Linked DNA regions of Homo sapiens: region 1 is linked to region 2. Evidence: read pairs that join two places in POLR2A ChIA-PET (ENCODE). Cell type or tissue: HepG2. All regions are shown on one strand. Links, peaks and the distances in the headings refer to the core of each region. The heading gives the core; the rest is flanking DNA.

Region 1 (11,091 bases), core at 3,226-8,225, 240 kb after region 2:
AAACACCTCTTTAACCACAGTCTGGGGACAAGCATGCAACATTTTAAAGGTTCTCTGCTGTGCATGGGAAAAGAAACATGCTGAGAACCAATTTGCATGAACATGTTCACTTGTAAGTAGAATTCACTGAATGGAACTGTAGCTCTAGATATCTCACATGGGGGGAAGTTTAGGACCCTCTTGTCTTTTTGTCTGTGTGCATGTATTTCTTTGTAAAGTACTGCTATGTTTCTCTTTGCTGTGTGGCAACTTAAGCCTCTTCGGCCTGGGATAAAATAATCTGCAGTGGTATTAATAATGTACATAAAGTCAACATATTTGAAAGTAGATTAAAATTTTTTTTAAATATATCAATGATGGCAAAAAGGTTAAAGGGGGCCTAACAGTACTGTGTGTAGTGTTTTATTTTTAACAGTAGTACACTATAACTTAAAATAGACTTAGATTAGACTGTTTGCATGATTATGATTCTGTTTCCTTTATGCATGAAATATTGATTTTACCTTTCCAGCTACTTCGTTAGCTTTAATTTTAAAATTACATTAACTGAGTCTTCCTTCTTGTTCGAAACCAGCTGTTCCTCCTCCCACTGACCTGCGATTCACCAACATTGGTCCAGACACCATGCGTGTCACCTGGGCTCCACCCCCATCCATTGATTTAACCAACTTCCTGGTGCGTTACTCACCTGTGAAAAATGAGGAAGATGTTGCAGAGTTGTCAATTTCTCCTTCAGACAATGCAGTGGTCTTAACAAGTAAGCAGTTGAATGTATCTGTTCCATAAATATTAACCTAGAGCATAGCAAATGAATTCTAAATTCTCAAGTAGGAGGAGCTAAGAGCAAGAGAGCTGCAACCAAGCTACAAACTAAACTCTGAATTCAATGCACAGCTCCATTAATTTTGAAAGATGTAATGTTTGTTGCTATCTTAATATACTTTTGATATCTACAGCTTTAAAAAAATCATAGTGGAAAAACACCTGCAGGAAAGTTCCATGACTTCAAACAAATTCTGCTTCTAAATAAGCACGTAAAAATAAGTGAATATCAAGAGAAATTATATGACTAAATCTAAATCTTTAGAGAAAAAAATGAGAACTGAAAATAGTGTCACCATATGTGCTTTATTCTCATTTTTATAAAAAAAGTGTCAGCAGTTGATTGATTTAGGATTTGAATACTTAGAAAAGTGACTGATTGTTTGGTCTAGATTAGAATGTTGTTGTGAAGAGAGTCAGAAGTTTAATTTGTACTTCAAAAAGAATCTGTTAGAAGGATTTCTCAGAAGACTGAGAGCTTAGAAAAAAAACTGACATTAAATAAATAACAACAATTTATGGAAATTGTCTCTTTCTAGTCCCAACCATTATAGAATAGACATCTTTTGTTAAAGAATAAAACAGTAGGCTGCAAGATGGTGCTGTGTTTCACATAAACAGTGCTTTTTATTATTTTCACTGTAATAGTCAAATATATAACAACAGCAAAAGATTCTACATAAGGGAAAAATAGCTTACATTTAGGTACATTACCAAGTATTAGTCTGAAAACATCTACCTTTCAAACATAATTTAGATAATGAAACACAAAGAAGAGCAGCTCAGCGTGACCATAATCTTGGTTTCTTACTTTGTGGCTGAGGGCAAGAATATCTTTATATTGGCATATCCACCACCCCAGGGCTGTTGCTTCTGTTCTAGAGCACCCTGGAATCACTAATTACAGCATCACCCAGTATACAAGCCCCTGCATCACAATGTCTGTCCCTTAGCCGTAGACCTGTCACATGCTAATCATGTGTTCTAAGACCTTATTATAATCCTAATGCTACAGATGACCTCAGGGTAGCCCCTCTCCCTCCTAGCAAAGTCATTATTATCCTCTTTTAAAGATGAAGCAAACCAGTGCAGTGGCTCTCGCCTGTATAATCCCAGCACTTTGGGAGGCTGAGGTGGGCCAATTGCTTGAGCCCAGGAGTTCGAGACCAGCCTGGGCAACACAGTGAGACCAAGTCTCTACAAAAAATACAAAAATTAGCCGGGCATGGTGGTGCACACCTGTGGTCTCAGCTATGTAGGAAGTTGAGGTAGGAGGATCACCTGAGCCTGGGGAGGTTGAGGCTGCAGCAAGCCATGATCGTGCCACTGCACTCCAGCCTGGGTGACAGAGTGAGACCCTGTCTCAAAAAAATAAACAAACAAATAAACATGAAGCCGTCGAGGTCCCCAGCAGTTAAGTAAATTGCCACTGGCCAGCTAGTATGGTGGAAATGGAATCCAGGCATCTGGTCCTCCATTCTGGCACTTTTCCAAACTTTTGTAGGGGGCTTTATAGAAACGCTGAAGGGCAAATGGTGTGCAGGGGAATGAGGGTTTAGTGAGTAGGAGTTCCAAATTTAGAAACCTCACTCTCTGTATCTTTTAGATATACAAATATTTACCATATATTACAGTTGCCTCTAGTGTTCAGTACAGTAACATGCTGCACAGGCTCATAGCCTAGGAGCAATAGGCTAGACCACATAGCTTATAGCTTAGGTGTGTCAAAGGCTCTACCATCTAGGTTTTTTGTTTTGTTTTGTTTTGTTTTGTTTTTGAGACGGAGTCTCCCTCTGTTGCCCAGGATGGAGTGCAGTGGCACGATCTGGGCTCACTGCAACCTCCACCACCAAGGCTCAAGTGATTCTCCTGCCTCAGCCTCCCGAGTAGCTGGGATTACAGGCGTGAGCCACCACGCCCAGCTAATTTTTTTGTATTTTTAGTAGACGAGGGGTTTCACCATGTTGGCCAGGCTGGTTTCAAACTCCTGACCTCAAGTGATCCACCCTCCTCGGCCTCCCAAAGTGCTGGGATTACAAGCCCATCTAGGTTTGTGTAGGTACACTCTATGATGCTTACACAATAAAATCACCAAATCACACACTTATCAAAATGTATCTCCACCATTAAGCTATGCCTGACTGTGTATCAAAATGGAAGAAGAAGCTGGGCACAGTGGCTCACGCCTGTAATCCCAGCACTTTGAGAGGCCAAGGCGGGTGGATCACAAGGTCAGGATTTCCAGTCCAAGCCTGGTTAACACGGTGAAGCCCCGTCTCTATTAAAAATACAAAAATTAGCCAGGCATGGTGGCAGGCACCTGTAATCCCAGCTACTCAGGAGTCTGAGGCAGGAGAATCACTTGAACCCAGGAGGCAGAGGTTTCAGTGAGCCAAGATCACACCACTGCACTCCGGCCTGGGCAACAGAGTAAAACCTCGTCAAAAAGAAAAAATAATAAAAATAAAAAAAAATGGAACAAGATACTCAGGGATGTATATTTAATTTTTTAAAAAATATTCTGCTCTCATTTTAATATGGCAGAACCGATTGCTTTCTAAGTGTGGCTTTTTTCCAGTAAAGGTTAATTATTAAGACCACTAGTCCTGGCCTGGGTCAATCCCAGTATGATCCTGGGCAAGTAAATTAAAGAAGATAACTTCTCTGTGCCTCAGTTTTTTTTTGTTTTGTTTTTTGTTTTTTCATTTACAAAATGGAGATAATTGTAGTAAATCAAATTTTTAGAGGTGATAGGTTTGTTCATTTCTTGAATGCGGTGATGGTCTCCCAAGTCACACATATGTAAAAACCCATCACTTTAAAGATATGCAGTACGTTGTATGACAAGAAATTGCTTTTAAAAGGAGCAAACTACCTTCCAGGGTTGTTGTGAGGCATAAATGGCAATCCACAGCACCACAGCAAGGATTATCATGTGCCCTCCAGAGACATACTCTCAGGTGGATGCGAGAAATATCCAGCTGTTGCAGCAACTTCATCCCACTCGAAATCCAGCTGAGTCACACTCACAGGTGGAATGGAGGGCTTCGAGAGGCCATGGGGCAAGGTGACCCTTCCTTATCATCTAATTACAGACCTTCTCAAGGTCTGTTCACTGAACACTTCGCTGTAGTGTTCACTTAGGTGTAAGTAGGCTATAGGACTGGACATTTGGATATTTCATCAGTTCAAATAGTCCTGGGCGTGCTTTAGTTTCTCATGCTTTTGAGCAGAGTTTTAAAATAAGCCCCATTTGCCCCTACAGATCTCCTGCCTGGTACAGAATATGTAGTGAGTGTCTCCAGTGTCTACGAACAACATGAGAGCACACCTCTTAGAGGAAGACAGAAAACAGGTGAGTGGTGTTGGCAGTATGACTATCCAGTAGCTTTTGCCTATCAATTCTGTATAACAAATGAAATGCTACTTCTAAAAATACATCTCCATTTTTTGTTGTCATGGTGTGTGTACCTTTGTCATCACAGTATGATTTTATCGCTGGTCTCAAAAACTAAAAGATACCTTACTCAACAATCACCTAGACTTTCAGTCACTAACAAATTAAGAAATTTGTTGTCTGTCCTTTTAAAAAACATTTTCTAAGAAGATCTTTGTTATTTAGATTTAGCAGACATTCCTTTTCATTAGGCAGCTCTGTCTAATGGCTGACCCAACACTCATTGTCATCTATTTGTCTTCCTTTACTAAGCCAGCAAGTTTACATTTTCTTTTTACTTAATAAAATATGCATTTACTAGAAGGAAGTTGAATTGAATCTCATAAATATTACATACTTAAATATGAATGCTTTTAATTTTTTCTTTCAAAAGGTACACTTTAGTGTATTCATTAATTTATTTATAGTCCACTTGCTTCCAAAAAGGACTTATGATATCTTAGTTTGGTTTCTTATTGAAAAGAACTAGTAAATGCTGTAACTGAAACAGAAATTTGCTGGAAGTCCCAGAGACTAAGTGATTTGAATTTGCAACAAACTCTGAATTTTTGTGCATTTTTGAAAAATGCATTTTTCAAAACTGTCAATTCACGAGGAATTATCAGCATTGTAATTTGTCTGGGATAATGTCTTTAGTTTCAGAAAGTTTTGTGTTTGGCATCATTACCACTCTGTTGACATATAAATTTCCTCTTGAGCTTAGGAGGCTTCTCTGAGAGTCAAACATTTACTTTGAGAGTGGGCAGATCTTGCTTTACTTGGAAGGATACACTTACAGGATAGAAACACAGAATACTTGAACACTGAAGAATTTGAAAATGTCAATTCTCAGAAGATCTTGAACACTTATCTCCAAATGTGACACAGAAACTTACTGTAATAACCCCTAAAATCTGCTTGAATTACTTAGCACAAGAAAAAAATGAATGCTTGAGCTGGCTATTTTGAATTGAGTCAATTTAAGATTTTAAAATTCATATGTAGCTTAGAATCAGTACATCTTACTCTTTGGTTTATGGCAAATCATGGTATTGATGAGACAGGAACGAAATGTTGGATGTACGTTAATTTCCCCTACACCTTCCTCACTTCCTAAACTGGTGGTGTCTTTTCTTTTTTTTTTCTCTTCCTCCCCCGGGTGGGAAAAACAGGTCTTGATTCCCCAACTGGCATTGACTTTTCTGATATTACTGCCAACTCTTTTACTGTGCACTGGATTGCTCCTCGAGCCACCATCACTGGCTACAGGATCCGCCATCATCCCGAGCACTTCAGTGGGAGACCTCGAGAAGATCGGGTGCCCCACTCTCGGAATTCCATCACCCTCACCAACCTCACTCCAGGCACAGAGTATGTGGTCAGCATCGTTGCTCTTAATGGCAGAGAGGAAAGTCCCTTATTGATTGGCCAACAATCAACAGGTAACTTTTCTTGTCTGCAAAGAAACTCAGAAGACTTTCCTACCCAGTTGGTAGATTCTGTAAAGTAGCTTGCTGTTGTCTGTCATCAGCTCTCAAAAAAAAAAAAAAAAAAAAAAAAAATAGATCATTGTCATGGTACATGGAGAGGGAAGTGAGAAAATGTGGAGAAACATCTTCCTTAGAATATGGTAAAGAAGCCCGGGCGTGGTGGCAGTAAAGAAGATAATTTTTTTCCTCTCAAGAAATTTCTCACCTGATTTGGGTATTTATGCATTTCTAATAACACAAGTTTTGTTGAAAATGTAGAAAATTGGCCGGACGGGGTGGCTCACGTCAGTAATCTCAGCACTTTGGGAGGCCGAAATGGGCAGATCACTTGAGGTCAGAAGTTCAAGACCAGCCTGGCCAACATAGTGAAACCCCATCTCTACTAAATATACAAAAATTAGCAAGGTGTGGTGGCATGCACCTGTAATCCCAGCTACTGGGGAGGCTGAGGCAGGAGAATCTTTGAACCTGGGAGGCGAAGGTTGCAGTGAGCTGAGATCAGGCCATTGCACTCCAACCTGGGTGACAGAGCAAGACCCTGTCTCAAAAAAAAAAAAAAAAAAAGGGCCAGGCGCAATGGCTCACGCTTGTAATCCCAGCACTTTGGGAGGCCAAGGCGGGTGGATCACGAGGTCAAGAGATCGAGACCATCCTGGCCAACATGATGAAACCTCGTCTCTACTAAAAATACAAAAATTAGCTGGGCGTGGTGGCATGCACCTGTAGTCCCAGCTACTCAGGAGGCTGAGGCAGGAGAATTGCTTGAACCCAGGAGGCGGAGGTTGCAGTAAGCCAAGATTGTGTCACTGCACTCCAGCCTGGTGACAGAGGGAGACTCTGTCTCAAAAAAAAAAAAAAAAAAGGTGGAAAACTGAACACTGTTTCAAAGTACCTTTAAAAATATAATTTTAGGGTAATAGTGTCATTGTTCTTAGCAGATAGAGGCTGAAGTACTTACGGGAACAGTAGCATCATGTTATCTGTATTTTAGTCTCAAGTCGTCAAGCCAGAGACAAATACCTAAGGGAAGGGTATATAGGTGTTCATTGTATTACTTTTTTTTTTTTTTTTTTCTTCCTGAAATGGAGTCTTGCTCTGTCGCCCAGGCTGGAGTGCAATGGTGGGATCTTGGCTCACTGCAACCTCTGCCTCCCAGGCTCGAGCAATTCTCTTGCCTCAGCCTCCCAAGTAGCTGGGACTACAGGTGCCCGCCACCACGCCCGGCTAATTTTTGTATTTTTAGTAGAGATGGGATTTTACCATGTTGGCCAGGCTGGTTTTGAACTCCTGACCTCAAATGATCCACCCGCCTCGGCCTCCCAAAGTGCTGGGATTACAGGCGTGAGCCACCACGCCCGGCCTTGTATCACTTTTTTTTTTTTTTTTTTTTTTAACTTTTCTGTAGTTTTGAAATTTTTCCAAATAAAATGTTGAGGGAAAAAAACTCTTCCCCAAATTTGAAATAATCATTTTATCACAATTTGAATGGGCTCTGTAACCCCTTATCTTGAATTCGTCATAATATAAAATTCTGCTAATTACACGTAGTATTTACATGATTGTATGGAAGAATCATTAAGACAATTATCTGGAAAATGAACAAACAGTAAATCTGAATATTGTTTGAAAATTACGGATGTGAAAAGTTTCCCTTTTTTTTCTAGTTTCTGATGTTCCGAGGGACCTGGAAGTTGTTGCTGCGACCCCCACCAGCCTACTGATCAGCTGGGATGCTCCTGCTGTCACAGTGAGATATTACAGGATCACTTACGGAGAGACAGGTACAGCAGTAAAATGCTATTTTACACTCTGATTAAATCAGATTCTGTTGTGGATAACCTGAAAGCCCAACAGTGAACAAAGAATTAAAGAAACTTTGGCAAGTCCATTCAACGGAGCCCTTGTTTTTTCCAAGAAAATACGTAAGATATAGATGATATAATTTGTTCTAAAACCCAAATAAAAAGTTGTTTATATACTACAACTAGAGGGGGAACGGCAGAGCTGAGGAAATAAAAGGATTGTAAATTCACAAACATATTATCAGTGGTGGAAATAAGTGATTTTTATTTTTTCTTCTCTTTACTTTTCTGTATTTTCCAAATTTTATTTAAAAGGAATGTATTCTGTTAAAAGTTTTAAAAAGGACACAATGCATGCAATCCTGGGTTGAGGGCTTACCTTCTCCCACTTCTAATGCTACTCTACTACTCAGTGACATTTTAAAGCTGAAATGTTAAAACAGCGCTAACTGTAATTTTCTCTCAATGTTTATACACTTACCAAGGTTTGCTACATGCATAAATACCCCTTTCTGTTCAAGATAGCGCTCTTTAAAAGGGAATAAGCAAGAAGATGTGATTTACATGCTGCTATAAATGTGGTAATTCAATTAATCAGTAATACCCAAGTAGCTCTAAACCCCTCACACTCTGAACTAACCCTTTTTCATACAGGAGGAAATAGCCCTGTCCAGGAGTTCACTGTGCCTGGGAGCAAGTCTACAGCTACCATCAGCGGCCTTAAACCTGGAGTTGATTATACCATCACTGTGTATGCTGTCACTGGCCGTGGAGACAGCCCCGCAAGCAGCAAGCCAATTTCCATTAATTACCGAACAGGTACAAACTTCTACTCTGGGGTGACACCAGCTTTTACTTATTCAGATACTGTTTTGCAATGTTCTCCCAAGGTATTTTTCTAATTGTAGAATAGATTTTCCTTTTTAATGAGCAACAACCTGCAGCTAGCACCTGCAGCGAACAGAGTTTTGAGCCAGATAAAGAAGGAAGCACCCCAAGGGCAGGAAGTTCAGTCAGTTTTGTCGATATATTCCGCATGTCTGCAATACGACAGGCATAGAGAGTGTTCAGTAAGTATTTGTGGGAAAAGAATGGATGAGTTGATAAAGTAGGAAGAGACACCTGCTTGTGGAATGTAGCTTCTTTGTGAATGAAGCAACCATCTCAAAAATAGGAAATGGTATTGAGATGCCTGCCCCATCCCTCTAAAAGCTCTCTCTGTATTCTTTCGAGAAGAAATACCTTTCTCATGTAAGCGATCATTCGAATATGTACCAGACCTAGAGAGGAGGACTTGTCCAATCTTGTCTCCAAGGACTGGGGCTTCACTGGTTTCTCCCTGCTTTTATTTGTAGAAATTGACAAACCATCCCAGATGCAAGTGACCGATGTTCAGGACAACAGCATTAGTGTCAAGTGGCTGCCTTCAAGTTCCCCTGTTACTGGTTACAGAGTAACCACCACTCCCAAAAATGGACCAGGACCAACAAAAACTAAAACTGCAGGTCCAGGTAAGAATCATCTGCATCTCGGCCAGGTGCGGTGGCTCACTCCTATAATCCCAGAACTTTGGGAGGCTGATGCGGGCAGATCACTTGAGGTTAGGAGTTCGAGACCAGCCTGGCCAATATGGCGAAACCCCGTCTGTACTAAAAAATACAAAAAAATTAGCTGGGCATGGTGGCTTGTGCCTGTAATCCCAGCTACTCAGGAGGCTGAGGCAGGAGAATGGCTTGAAGTCTGGAGGCAGAGGTTGCAGTGAGCCAAGATAGCCCCACTGCACTCCAGCCTGGGTGACAGAGTGAGAGACTCCATCTCAGGGAAAAAAAAAAAAAAAGAGTAATCTGCATCTCATATACAACAGGATAGATGGGGTAGGACCACCTAATATTCTTTTTTATATAAATGGCTACCTTGTTGTGAGTACTATGTATTTTTTTGTCCTATGTCATCATTGTCCCCATTCATGAGTTCAGGGCTCAAGATCATTATCAACCCTTTTCACAGTAGAAGTCTTAAGTGCATTTCTGTTTTTACATGGATAGTTCTATTTAGTGATATGGACATCTTAAATTACTAGATTCACCCTTCTGGTTTTGTTTATCATTCACACTAAGAAGAGATAAATGGCCTAACTGACTTTTTCAGCTCTTTTTAGCTATGTTGTCTTTGTTTTTAAATAGAATACTTGTGAAATTAGGATCTTAAGGCAATTTATTAGAGTCAAGTTAATTTTCATTTTTTCTGAGAGCAGTATCACTAATTGTTGGGGGCATCATATTAAGTTTTAGATCTTATCCTTGAGTGTGACTTCACTCCCATATGGTAATTTGTATTAGCAATGAACAGGTTTGTCCAAGAGGAAATCAAAGTCTGACTCTCCATATTTTTGTTACAATTCTGCAAATAAAAATTCTAGGCCACCATATGTTTACTACCAAACTCTAGACGCCACTTGAGGACTTTATAGTGGATGACGTGGATGTTGCATTTGCTTTTCACTCCCTTTGCAGATCAAACAGAAATGACTATTGAAGGCTTGCAGCCCACAGTGGAGTATGTGGTTAGTGTCTATGCTCAGAATCCAAGCGGAGAGAGTCAGCCTCTGGTTCAGACTGCAGTAACCAGTACGTAACCACTGCTTGGTTTCCATTTTCAAAGTCAAATTTTGTTCTTGGGTGTCTGAATGCCCACGACATGTCTTTTGCAATTACACATAGGGAAAGTGAACTTGTTGGTTAGTTTATGTCTTGAGCTGAGCCCTTTACGAACATCTTTTTTCCTTCTCAGTGCCAAGCGAGGAATTTACAGAGAAAGAAGTTGTGAAACCACCATAGTTAGTTGCTGTGCTTTGAATTTCTTTTGCTCAAATGGCCTCAGCGAAATCTTATTTGCCTATAGCAAATCTACAAAAAATTTTCCTAGACCGTCTTTTCTACAACTGGATGGTAAAGTTGATTGAAGTGTGCCTCATGTAGCTTTATGTTTGGGGCATTTGAAGGGCTATGGCTGGACCAGAGTGTAATATAAATGCTTAATAGAGAGGGGAAAAGAAGAGTGTAAGAACCATTATAGGGCTGGGCTCACGCCTGTAATCCCAGCATTTTGGGAGGCTGAGGCAGGCGGATCACGAGGTCAGGAGTTCGAGACCAGCCTGACCAACATGGTGAAACCCCATCTCTACTAAAAATACAAAAATTAGCCAGTCGCGGTGGCACGTGCCTGTAATCCCAGCTACTCAGGAGGCTGAGGCAGAAGAATCACTTGGACCCAGGAGGCAGAAGTTGCAGTGAGCCAAGATCATGCCTCTGCACCCCAGCCTAGGTGATAGAGTGAGACTCCATCTCAAAAAAAAACAAAACAAAACAATTATAACAATTTGAATCTGACATTGCAAATCAGCTTTACCACTTCCAAGGTATAGAAAATCCAGGTCTATGAGACTAACATCACATTGTAAAAATCAAATCGTGGTAGAATATCTTTAAATTAATATAAATACATCCCCATTGTGGGGACATTTTGCAGGGTATCTGCTTAT
Region 2 (11,091 bases), core at 2,317-7,316:
CGCTTATTACCTGGGTGATGAAATAATCTGTACACCAAACCCCCAAGACGTGCAATTTACCTATATAACAAACCTGGTCATATACTCCAGAACCTAAAATAAAAGTTAAAACAAAATCTTCCATTCACTGAAATAAAACAGTGCATGTTTAACTGTTTTAAAAATTATATATAATATATAATTTTATATAATATATTTATATATTATTTATATATAAATATTATATATAAATATATAATATAATATATATTATATATTATATATATAATTTTATATCTATATATGGCCTATCTCAAATAAATTCAAGCACAGAATGATTGAATAATTTTGAAAAGAGTAAGCGAAGGCATCATGGGAATTACAGAATACATTTTTGTTGAAAATAGCTAATTGCTTCTCACTGGAGAAGGTGTTAATGACATTACCAGCATTCTGACGTTGTGCACAACCATCATCTCCTAATCTACAAGGCAAGAGTCTGCTCTAGGAGGTGTGCTTAGAACGGAATTCAAGGGTCATCTGAGAGCACCTCCTTGGAGCCTCAGACCAGCCTCTCTAGAGGTTTTAAAACATCTTAAATTACATAAGAAATTAGAATCAGGAAAGTGAATGAATTAAAAGAGGGAATTGGAATTCCTCTGGAAGATTAACTTGAGACTCTTTCTGGGCTATGTTTTGTCAAATTCTTAGTTTAAGAAATAACTATTCTTCTTTACATTTATCCTTAGGCACTATCAAAGAGCATACTGGGAGAAGAGTTTTAAATTAAAAAGTAATTTTTATATTGTTCCCCGACAGAATTATTCCATACTGCATGCCTGTTAAATATTTTTAGAAATTTTAAATACTAGATATGATTCTTATTTTTGTACTTAGGGAAGTATTCTGGTCCAAATAAAGACTCACAATTTATTTTTGTTTTTGTATTATGAAATCATATATACAGATGAACAAAATAAGGAAATAATACTTTCTAATCACACCACCACCAATAGCCACTGTTAATATTTTGATATAGCTTTTTTCTTTTTTTCTATGTGGCCATATGTGTATCTATCTATCTATCTAAATATCTATCTAACTACAAATTCAGAAAAATTATAGAACACGCTCTTTGTTTAATTAACTTTCTATTTTATATTAGTTTAAGATTTATACTTAAAGCTTAAATTTTTTAAGTTGTAAAGATAGTGGAGACTTCCCATATAGACCACATTGTTACAGTATACATTATTACTAACTGAAGTCAATGCTTTCTTTATTCATATTTCTTTACTTTTTACCCTATATTCCTTTTCTGTTCGAGAATCCCATCCAGGATACCACATTACATTTAATTATTGTGTCTTTAGGCTGCTTAGATTATAACTGTTTCTCACGCTTCCTTGTTCTTGATGACTTTGACAGTTTTGAATAATAATGGTTAGTTGTTTTGTAGAATGTCCCTCATTTGAGATGTTTGTTTTTTTCTCATGATTATGCTGGGGTTATGAATATTGGGGAGGAGAACCCCAGAAATGCCATTATCATCCCAACATATCAAGGATACATACTATCAGCATGACTTATTACTGTACATGTCAACCTCGATCATCTGGCTGAGGTAGCTTGTCAGTTCTCTCCACAATGAAGTTACACTTTTCATACTGTGCTTTTTGGAAGGAAGTCACTGTGTAGAGCCCACTGTTAAGAAATGGGAAGTTATGTTCTACTCCTTAAAGTGGGGCAGTATCTACATAAATTATTTGGAATTCTTCTTTACAGATAATTTATATATTTTTTATTCTCTCTCACTTATATATTCAATCACTTATTTGTAACAATATTAACTGATATTTATTCATTATTATGGGTTATAATCCAACACTGTTATTTATCTTTTTGCTCAAATTGTTCCAGGTTTGGCCATTGGGAGCTCTTCAGTTGGCTGCTGTGTCCCTTTGACATGCCCCATTGTTGTGGGTTTTCTTGAGCAAGTTTTACTTTCTGGCACTTACAAGATGCTTCAGACTTACATTCTCCCTGCCTGACCTGAGATCAGCCATTTCTCCAAGGAGCTCTGGATTCTTTTATTGGAGAATGGTATTAGAAATCAATATCTGGGCACTGAGTGGGCTCATTGGTACTTGAATTTGTTGCTTTGAGGCTCTCTCAGCTAACAGAGCAAGAAAACATGTATGTGGTGTACACTAACTGGTGTATGCAAACATGTCTATAATTATTTCTTCCTATACATTCATTTGTATCTATATTAAACTAAATATGAGTTCATGCTGATATCTCCAACTCTAATCCAGTACATGAATCATTCTAGACTTATTTTCTTGCTTCTCTGTAAACTCCTACTCCAATAGTGAGAAACCTAGTTTCCACCATCTGCCATTTATTTACTTAATTGTTCAATTCTAGGATGCACATATGGTGGTTTCAGAATTGTTAACCCCTATTCTCATGGGCAATAATTTTACCAATTAGAGTACAGTGCTTATGTACAGTTTTACTTTCCACTCATTCCAAAAAGTTATTTAGTTTGGCACTTTTACCCCCACTCTCTTCAGTGAGGTCGTTTTATATATTTCTAACGGAAATTCCTTTGTCATAGTCTGCATTCCAACCCGGGATCCCCTGGACTCTTAAATGACTTTTGAAAATTCACACGCTTTAAGTTTCACTCTTTGTGCTGTAAAGTTCTATAAATGTTGACAAATGCAGTGTTAAGTATTTACCATTGCAATATCATACAGAAGAGTTTCACCACCCAAAAAATAGCTTCCCTTGCTTCACCTATTCGACCATCTCTCTTCTAAACCCCTGGCAACCATGGATCTGTTTGACGTCTCTGCAGTTTTTGTTTGTTTTGTTTTTACCCAGAATGTCATAAAAATTGGATCATACGGTATCCAAACTTTTCAGATTGGCTTATTTCACTTTGAAATATGCATTTAAGATTTACCCATATTTTTGCATGGCTTGATAGCTCATTCCTTTTTATTGCTAAATATTATTCCATTATATGTATGTGTCATAATTTATTGATCCACTCACCTATTAAAAGACATATTAGTTGCTTCTAGGCAATTATAAATAAAGCTGCTACAAATATTTTTGCATGTGGATTTTTCATGTGCATGCACATATTGTGCACATGGACATATATTTTCACATCAATTGGGTAAATAATTGAGAGCCTGATTGTTGGATCATATGGTAAGACTAAGTTTTGCTTTACTGCTAAGCTGTCTTCTAAAGTGGCTATATCATTTTGCATTCCCATCAGAAATGAATGAGAGTTCCTGTTGCTTAGCTTCCTTGCCAGCAATTTGTATTATCAGTGCTTTGGATTTTGGCTATTCGAATAGATGTGTACTGGCATCTCATTGTTGTATTAATTTGCATTTCACTAGTCACAAGTGATGTTAAGCATCTTTTCATATGTTTATTTTCCATCAGTATTTTTTTTGTGATGTATCTGTTCAGATGCTTTGCTCATTTTAAAATTGGGTTTTAGTTTCTCATGGAGTTTTTTTGACTTTTTTTTGTATTTTGGATAGAAGTTCTTTATCCAATATATGATTTGCAAATATTTTGTCATTTTACCCTCTTTGTAGTGTCTTTCATAGCATGACTCTCAATTTGCTTTTTTTTTCTGAACAATGTCATTCCATTTTTTCATATTATTCTATAAAATCACTTTTTAAAGACTGTAAATTATTCTATTATAGGACTGTACCATATAATGTGTTACTGTTGGACAAATATTTAGATGGCTTCCTGTTTTTCCTTTCTTTCAAGAAGAAAACAAAACAGTGATGGATATACTTGTAACTAAATATTCTCTTAAGTATTCACTTGAAATAAAATTCTTTAAGTGAAACTTCCATATCCAAAGGTATCACCTTTTAAAGACTTTTGCTAGAACAAATTCTCTTTTTCCTTGATCTGCCATGCTTACAAATTATTTCATTCCCTCTTTAGGTCAGAGTCAGAGGTAGGCCACAAGTGCATTTTGAAATATCAGATGCTTTGATACCTACTGTGTTAAACACACATAAAGCTGAGACATCAGAAGTATTCGGCCTCAAGTGAAAGCTGGATTCTAACCTTTATAAGAGTGACACCTCCCCATTTGTTTCAGTTTGCACTCTAAACCTTAATTTAGGCCTCCTCTAGAAAACCTGTGTACCAATCTGCCCATCCCCCAGTGGCTCAAAGTGAAGGTGTGTAAACAAGCTGGATGCTGTATGTCCAGTTATTCGGATTGCAGAGTTATCTGGGGTTCCAGGGAAACTGGTAGCAGCCCCATGGTGCCACCATTGCCTCCCCTCCTGTCTCAGCCTGGGTTAAGTCCCTCCACTGCATTCCTGTGCCATTTGATCTTAGACTTACTTTTTTGTTTAAATTTTTAATTAATTATTTTTTTCATTATACTTTAAGCTCTGGGGTACATGTGCACAACGTGCAGGTTTGTTACATAGGTATACACGTGCCATGTTGGTCTGCTGCACCCATTAACTTGTCACTTACATTAGGTATTTCTCCTAATGCTATCCCTCCCCCAGCCCTTTTTAATGTTTCTGCCTCTATGAGATTTTGAATATCTTAAACTGAGCTACCTAAAAATGTCATTTTTTTCATTTAAAATATATAATCAATGAAAACAAATGTTTTTGAAAATCCACCACATTGCCTGTTCCAAAACAGAGTTGGGCATCTCTCTCTGGGAGTAAAAGAATCACCCAGGTTTCTGCTCTGTTTTTATGCACCCAGTGTAGTCTGTAAATTCATACCCAGACCGAGCAGTGGAGAGAGTAAGCTGTAGCAGGCATTGGACTCACTGGCCTAGTGCTTACTTTAGCTTTGTAGACTTGGTTTTGTGCTGCCAGATGCTGCTGCTAACCTTTGGCTTACAGTAGTTTTGACAAACATGGAGGCTGTTAGTCAAAGGAACTCTGTCTCCCTAAGAATGTGTTGCGACACATTTAATTCAGAGCCACGTCAGTTGCAACAGATCTTGTGCTTTAACAAGTACCTTGGATCCTTGAGAGAATAAACTAGTCATGGCTTTACAGGCCTTTTAGGGAAAGCTACTGCTGCGCTCCGTGCTCTCTGGCGCTTGGGAATGCACAGCAGTGCTGGATGCCAAGAATATAAACAGCCAGAACGATATGTTCAGCATTTAGGAAATACAGCTGGACCCAGCAAATGTATATGACAGATAGACTCTGGGGCCAAAGAAATTTCCTCTGCACATTTTACCCACTTAAGTAATGTTAAACTGAAGGTCCTAGTATATCGCCCCATCATGACAGGTCTTTGAATATATGCTAATTAAAGGGCATGTCTATTCACTTCATTTGTGTCTCCTGTGTCTTTCTCTAGAGTTGTTTTAAGGCAGAGTATCATATCGCATCAAAACCGCTCCATAAGTCCTGCCACTCCACGTGCAATGCCATGAACTTGAAGAAACTGCTGGTAAGAGAAAGCAAATGCTGTGACCAGGCAAGTAAGTGTTGTCAAAGTGTTGTAAAACTACCCTGAACTTTTGGATCCAGAGTACTTTCCTTCCTTCCCCCTCCCTCGTCCTCTCTTTTCTTTGAGTATAAGTGGCCACAGCAACACATTTCCAAAGCTTAAACTTAGAACTTTTATCTGGGAAGTTTGTTTGGACAGTATTCAAATATAAGTGATAAAAATATACAAAGGCTGGCCAGGTGCGGTGGCTCACACCTGTAATCCCAGCACTTGGGAGGCCGAGGCAGGCAGATCATGAGGTCAGGAGTTCGAGACGAGCCTGGCCAATATGGTAAAACCCCGTCTCTACTAAAAATACAAAAAAATTAGCCCGGCATGGTGGCAGGCACCTGTAATCCCAGCTACTCGGGAGGCTGAGGCAGGAGCATCAGTCAAACCTAGGAGGCGGAGGTTGCAGTGAGCCGAGATTGCAACACTGCACTCTAGCCTGGGTGACAGAGCAAGACTGCATCTCAAAAAAAAAAGAAAAAAAAAAAGAATATACAAAGCCTATTTATGATTTTTAAAATTTGAATTCAAGGAAAGTATTGTTGCTTCTCTTAAAAGTTTTCGCTTAAGAACATGTTTTCATCTTCATTTTCCCTCATTCATCCTGAGGCCTTCAGCCCTCCCATAGCAAGAGAATATAAAAGAGGTGGGACAGAAAGAGTGAACAGGGCATCCCAACAAAGATGCGTTTTCCATTTTCCTCTGTATCTTGCAGCCTCTGTTACTACTGGGAGAGAGAGGAAGCTAATCAAAAGTGGAATGAATTTGTACTGTTTATAGGGCCTCCTCTTTCCCACACCCTTTACATACCTCACCTTACTTAATTCCATGACAATATAGTGAAGTCTATATTTTTATTCCGATATTACAGACACGTATACTAAAGGGCTCAGAGAGTAAGTAACCTGTTCAGAGTCACAGAGCTATAGCCGGGATTGGAGCCCAGGGCTGTGTGATTGTATAGAGCACCTTACGTGGTCCCTACCTACATTATGCTGAGTCCTTTTGCCTGCAATTAGGCTGAACTGCTGACAAGTCAGCTGGAAATCGTGGTTACAGCTGTAGGCCATAATCACAGGCAAACAATAATAAACAAAACATCTTCTGGGAGCTGAATTTGCAAAAACCTATGAAGTTATGGCAACTGCAGCCCTGAAGACAAGGCCCAGGTAGTACCCAGGCAGATTCAGAGAGAGCTGATGGAGAATAGGTATGAGTCTCCTACCTGGCCATTACTGTTTGGGTAGAACTTCCCTTCTCCCTCCTTCTGAAAACAAAAAACAAACAAACAAAAAAAAAAACTTGAACTCCACACAGGTTTTTTCTATTGCAGCTGCTGCAAACCAATGGGCTTTGGGGAACTGTGCTTCCCTTCAGAAAGGAAAGAGTATTTAACGATGAAAAGGAAGGTAAGAAAGAGGGATTTATGTGCCAGAAAATTTACATCATCTTTAGATGAAGGAGGGCTTGAAGGAAACATCCCAGCATGTAAAAGAGAAATGAGAAATGAGTACTTTTTAAAAAGTATCTATGTTCAACATTTCACAGGCATTGCTAAATCCCTTATTTTAAAAAATTATTTTTTCCCTCATATTAGCAATGTCACAATAGTCTCTATCACTGGAATTACACTGTATCATGCAAGGGGGTGGCAGAGGAAAGCACAGGCAGTGATGGATATACAGATCAACATAATGTGATGTGGCATCCCTTCTCAACCGCAAATACAATTACCTCCAGGGTGGCAGAACAGCCAAACTGCTTCAGTAGATTACTAGGATATTGCCTTGCTGCTCTAAATCCTAAGTCTATTTTCTGGGTTTCTATATATTTGTGGGGAAATGAATTTCCAGTTAAATCTTTGTTATTATCTCCCTAGAGCCAAAAATTGTGGGTGGGGCAAAGACTTATATTCAAAACAAATTTTATTCCTTGACGCTATCACTATCTTTCTTCCAAGGCCTCTTTGTCCAAGTACAATTCATTAACCACCATTTATGGAATACCGCCAATGCATCAGTCACTGTGCTAGACATTAGGGATAGAGACAAACAACACACTCCATGCCCTCCAGGAGCCCATGTTTAGTAGAGAAGAAGGACAACTGAACAAATAGTCACTACATAAAAGTTCACTGGTCAAGGTTTATACAAAGTATGATGAGCATACCTGGTATGTATGAGTATCTTCCAAGCAGGGAAAATTTCTTATGTTTTCTGTTGCAAAACAAATTTCCTCTGTTAAAAAAAAAAAATAAGTTGGCATCATTCAAATCGTCAACCCAAATTAACTGGTCTCTAAGTTATTGATGCCCTGTAGCTAGAAAGTCTTTAATTCTGTTACTGAAATCTACTGAAACATAGCCAAGTCTAATATCATACAACCCAAAGGGGAAATATCACATTTATCTAGATATGTAATTGAAAAAAATCTGTATACTTAGAAACTATGATATTTTCACTGCTTAACAATTTGGGGAAATCACATCAGGCCACATATTTAGAAGGTATCCCATGGCAACCATGAGAAGTTACTTTGGTCTCACATAGCTGAACATAAAAATGAATCCTGGCTTATCAGATGTCTGGAAGAAGGGGCAGCAAAAGTTATATCTCCTTTGAATTATTAAATTAAGTTCCTCTCTGGGTCTCCACGAGCTCTGGTGAAGCAAGAAAATGCATGTCCTACTCTTGGTCCCATGGATGTAGTAGACGTTCTTCATGCTTGATTTTTTTTTTTTTAAGGATTGTGTCTTACTTATACTTACGGGCTTGTGGTTCAGCGGAGACCACACTGGACTGGACTGAACAGACAACTGAAGGGCTCTCTCTACCTTTCAGCATCTCTGTCTGCCTTTCTGACTACCTAAAAATTACTGCAACCTCTGATTCTGTTTCTAAGGTGGATTTTCCCTACTCATGCTTCCTAGAGATTTGGTGAGGATTTGTTGAGTCATGGGACATTTCAGCTTGCCAAGGTAAGGCTTCATTTTGGCTTTGTATGGCCCTTCTGGGATCACTGATGTCCCTGGGCCAGGTTCATTTGTATCTGAAGGAGGGAGGAGTTAGTTTGGAGGCACAGTCTAAGAGGAGAGAAGTGGAGGGTGAAGAGGAGGGGACAGCAACTGATCTCTTTATGGCATCTTATACAGAGTTGGCACCTTGGCAATTAGGATATCGGGGACCAAAAGCTGATGCACCACTTTAACAAGATACTTTGTAAATGTAGGGCAGGGTGGAGGTCAGAAACACAGGCAGGACTTCCAAAGGCTGTGGGCACTGTCCCTGTGAGGCTCAAGTGACAAGGTGGGAGACAGGATTGGGTGGAGGCCACAGTTCTTCCATGTTGAAGAACTCTCTAGCATCCTGAAGACTGCCTACCTAGAGACCAACCCAGCGATGCTGGTGCTTTCTTGGTAGACTCCTTGGAGAGGCAGTCGTGAGGAGTCTTTGTGGTCAGTGGACAACTGGGGACTGGAACATGGGGAAGTTGGGTGGTTACAACTGTAATTAATAGACCAATCTGTGGCCCACATGAGATCCACCTGAAAGAATTCTTGCCCAGCTCTGTGCCTTCTTCCTAAGATGTGGCACCCAGAATGGCACCAAACATGCCTAGTGAGGTTTGGATCAAGAGTAAGCTGGCTTCTCTGCTATGTTTTCAGTAGCCTTCCTGAAAACACCCAGCATTTGTTTAGCTTCTTTAGCTTTAGCACGTGTTTCCACCAGTGTCCCTTAACGGAGAGGATGACTATGTCACTGAAGAAGTGGAGGGGCTGAAAATGGACTCAGCTCTTGGCCCCTGTAGAGACTGCAAGACTCCGTGCACAACGTGACAGTCGGGGCTTCCTCTGAGCACTGCGCCGTTCAGCCCTATTGCGCAACCTGCCACGCCCTGTTACTGTAAATGGAACACCGGCTGTGAGCTGGTCAAGGCCCTGCCATGACAAGGCCACTTGCATAGGACTCCAAATTAAAAAAAAAAAAAAGGCCTTTCTTATTGACTGAAAAACTGGTTGTGTTTTTCATATTTTTCACTTTCTGGAGCTGAATTATTAATAGGCAAAAATTAGGTGGGGCTTCATTGATATTCTCACCAGCTTTTACAAACCAAGAATCGGAAAGTGTGCCTCGGTGAGTTGCCTTTTGTTAGCAGTGTGGAGATGCAGGCAAAAGTGATCAGCGTGGTTTGTATTTGCAGCCGCCCCTCCCCTCTCTTCAGAGTCTCTCCTTCCCGGCTGCAAGGTGCGTCTTTAATGTGCGACACTGACAAGGCGTTTCAGCCATGCAGCTAATTAATATCATGCCGAGGCTCAATGTGACAGGTCCTTCAGACTCATAAATCAGAAACCACTAACAAATGTCGTTCCTTTTCTGATCTCTTTCTCTTGCTTTTTAATATGTTGATTTACTTTCAGTATGCATAACCAAAAAAGAAACAAACCAATAAAAATACTGATGAAAATGCCGGGTGCCATGGCTTGAATGCGTTTTAGACTTTCCAAGCCAGCAAGACAACAGCCAGGAAAACAGCAAAGAAAAAAAAATCACCCTTGCCTTTCAGGGTATGGACATAGGAGGAAAACAAAACATCAGATAGTGGTCTATCCTTTAGAGACTATGAGTCACTCCCCAGGGGCTGTATCAAAACAGACCTAGTTACCTGGAGAATACAAAAAATGGCCTGGCCAAAGTTCAAACACTAGACTGACCAAACAAAAGGATTCCCAGGGAAGAGGCGCTAATCAAAGCTCTGACAGCACGCAGCCCTGATGAAAAACGACTGTGGAGAATTCCCATTAAGGATATTTGAAACCACAGTTCTTATCTTTCCCTCCTTCCCCTTCTCTCAGCTGGGGACCTGCAGACTATCTTTTCCCTCCAATCTTATCCATGTACCGGAGACAGACTGTGTTCACTTAGGTCAAATGTGGTCAGGGTGGAGGGGTCAGGTTACAGCTCCCAGCTAATGAAAAAACTGTAGCTTCAAAGTTGCCTGGTTTGCCAGTTCTCTCAAGAAGATCCACATCCAGTAAAAATAATTCTTAAATTTACCCTACTGATGGGAGCACCTGGAAAAAAGGATTTTTTTTTTTAAGCCTGAATATCAAGTTTGAAAAAAGCCAATTATTAGCAGCCTGGAAGAATGCTTTACAAGATCTTGAAGAAAGATAGACTTAAAGAAAATAGTGGAATATTTTTTCATTAATTCATAGCCACAATAGTCCTATTCTTAGAGAGCTTTCTTTTCACAGCCATACTGATTTTTCAAACACTAATTTCCTCTTACTAGTTCTGCTCCTTGTGGAATTTATTAAAGAAAAGAAGAGTAGAGTCTTCTATTTATTGTGTGGTTGCCAGATAAAGTATCTAAACATAAAAATTAAAAAATTGCTTAGATTACATAGACACAGGCACTTAAATTTTAAAAGATAATGTTTAAAAAGATAAAGTTATCAGTTATATTCATGGGAATGAACATTAAGCATTCATCAAAAAGATTTTAAGAAATAACTGGGAGTAAGGGGGAATAAGAATATAAAATTAAAAAGTATTTCTCAGAAAAGCATAG

Evidence for each region. Peaks named below come from ENCODE experiments on the same cell type or tissue, not always from the same donor. Only the 100,000 strongest peaks of a DNase experiment are listed, where the experiment ranks them.
Region 1: POLR2A ChIA-PET joins it to region 2 with 5 read pairs; 2 of 35 experiments call an interaction of 5 or more read pairs at or near these places.

The regions. Positions count from the first base shown.
Region 1 is chr2:215,381,298-215,392,388 of GRCh38, reverse strand. FN1 (fibronectin 1) reads left to right here. Exons shown (of 46, transcript NM_212482.4): 26 at 575-757; 27 at 4,088-4,177; 28 at 5,431-5,700; 29 at 7,413-7,529; 30 at 8,205-8,369; 31 at 8,906-9,061; 32 at 10,064-10,177. Among named protein-coding and RNA genes, the nearest start is that of FN1-DT, 49 kb to the left of the region's middle. RefSeq lists an enhancer at 1-1,192. In HepG2, for the core only: no CTCF peak of the experiment used is centred there; no DNase peak of the experiment used is centred there.
Region 2 is chr2:215,618,524-215,629,614 of GRCh38, reverse strand. It overlaps LINC00607 (long intergenic non-protein coding RNA 607), which reads left to right. Exons shown (of 10, transcript NR_037195.1): 6 at 5,380-5,503; 7 at 6,854-6,929; 8 at 8,265-8,497. LOC102724861 (a long non-coding RNA gene) reads right to left here. Exons shown (of 8, transcript NR_187737.1): 2 at 7,690-7,757. Among named protein-coding and RNA genes, the nearest start is that of LINC01614, 94 kb to the left of the region's middle. RefSeq lists enhancers at 2,436-2,937, 9,235-9,529. In HepG2, for the core only: no CTCF peak of the experiment used is centred there; a DNase peak (open chromatin) is centred at 4,944.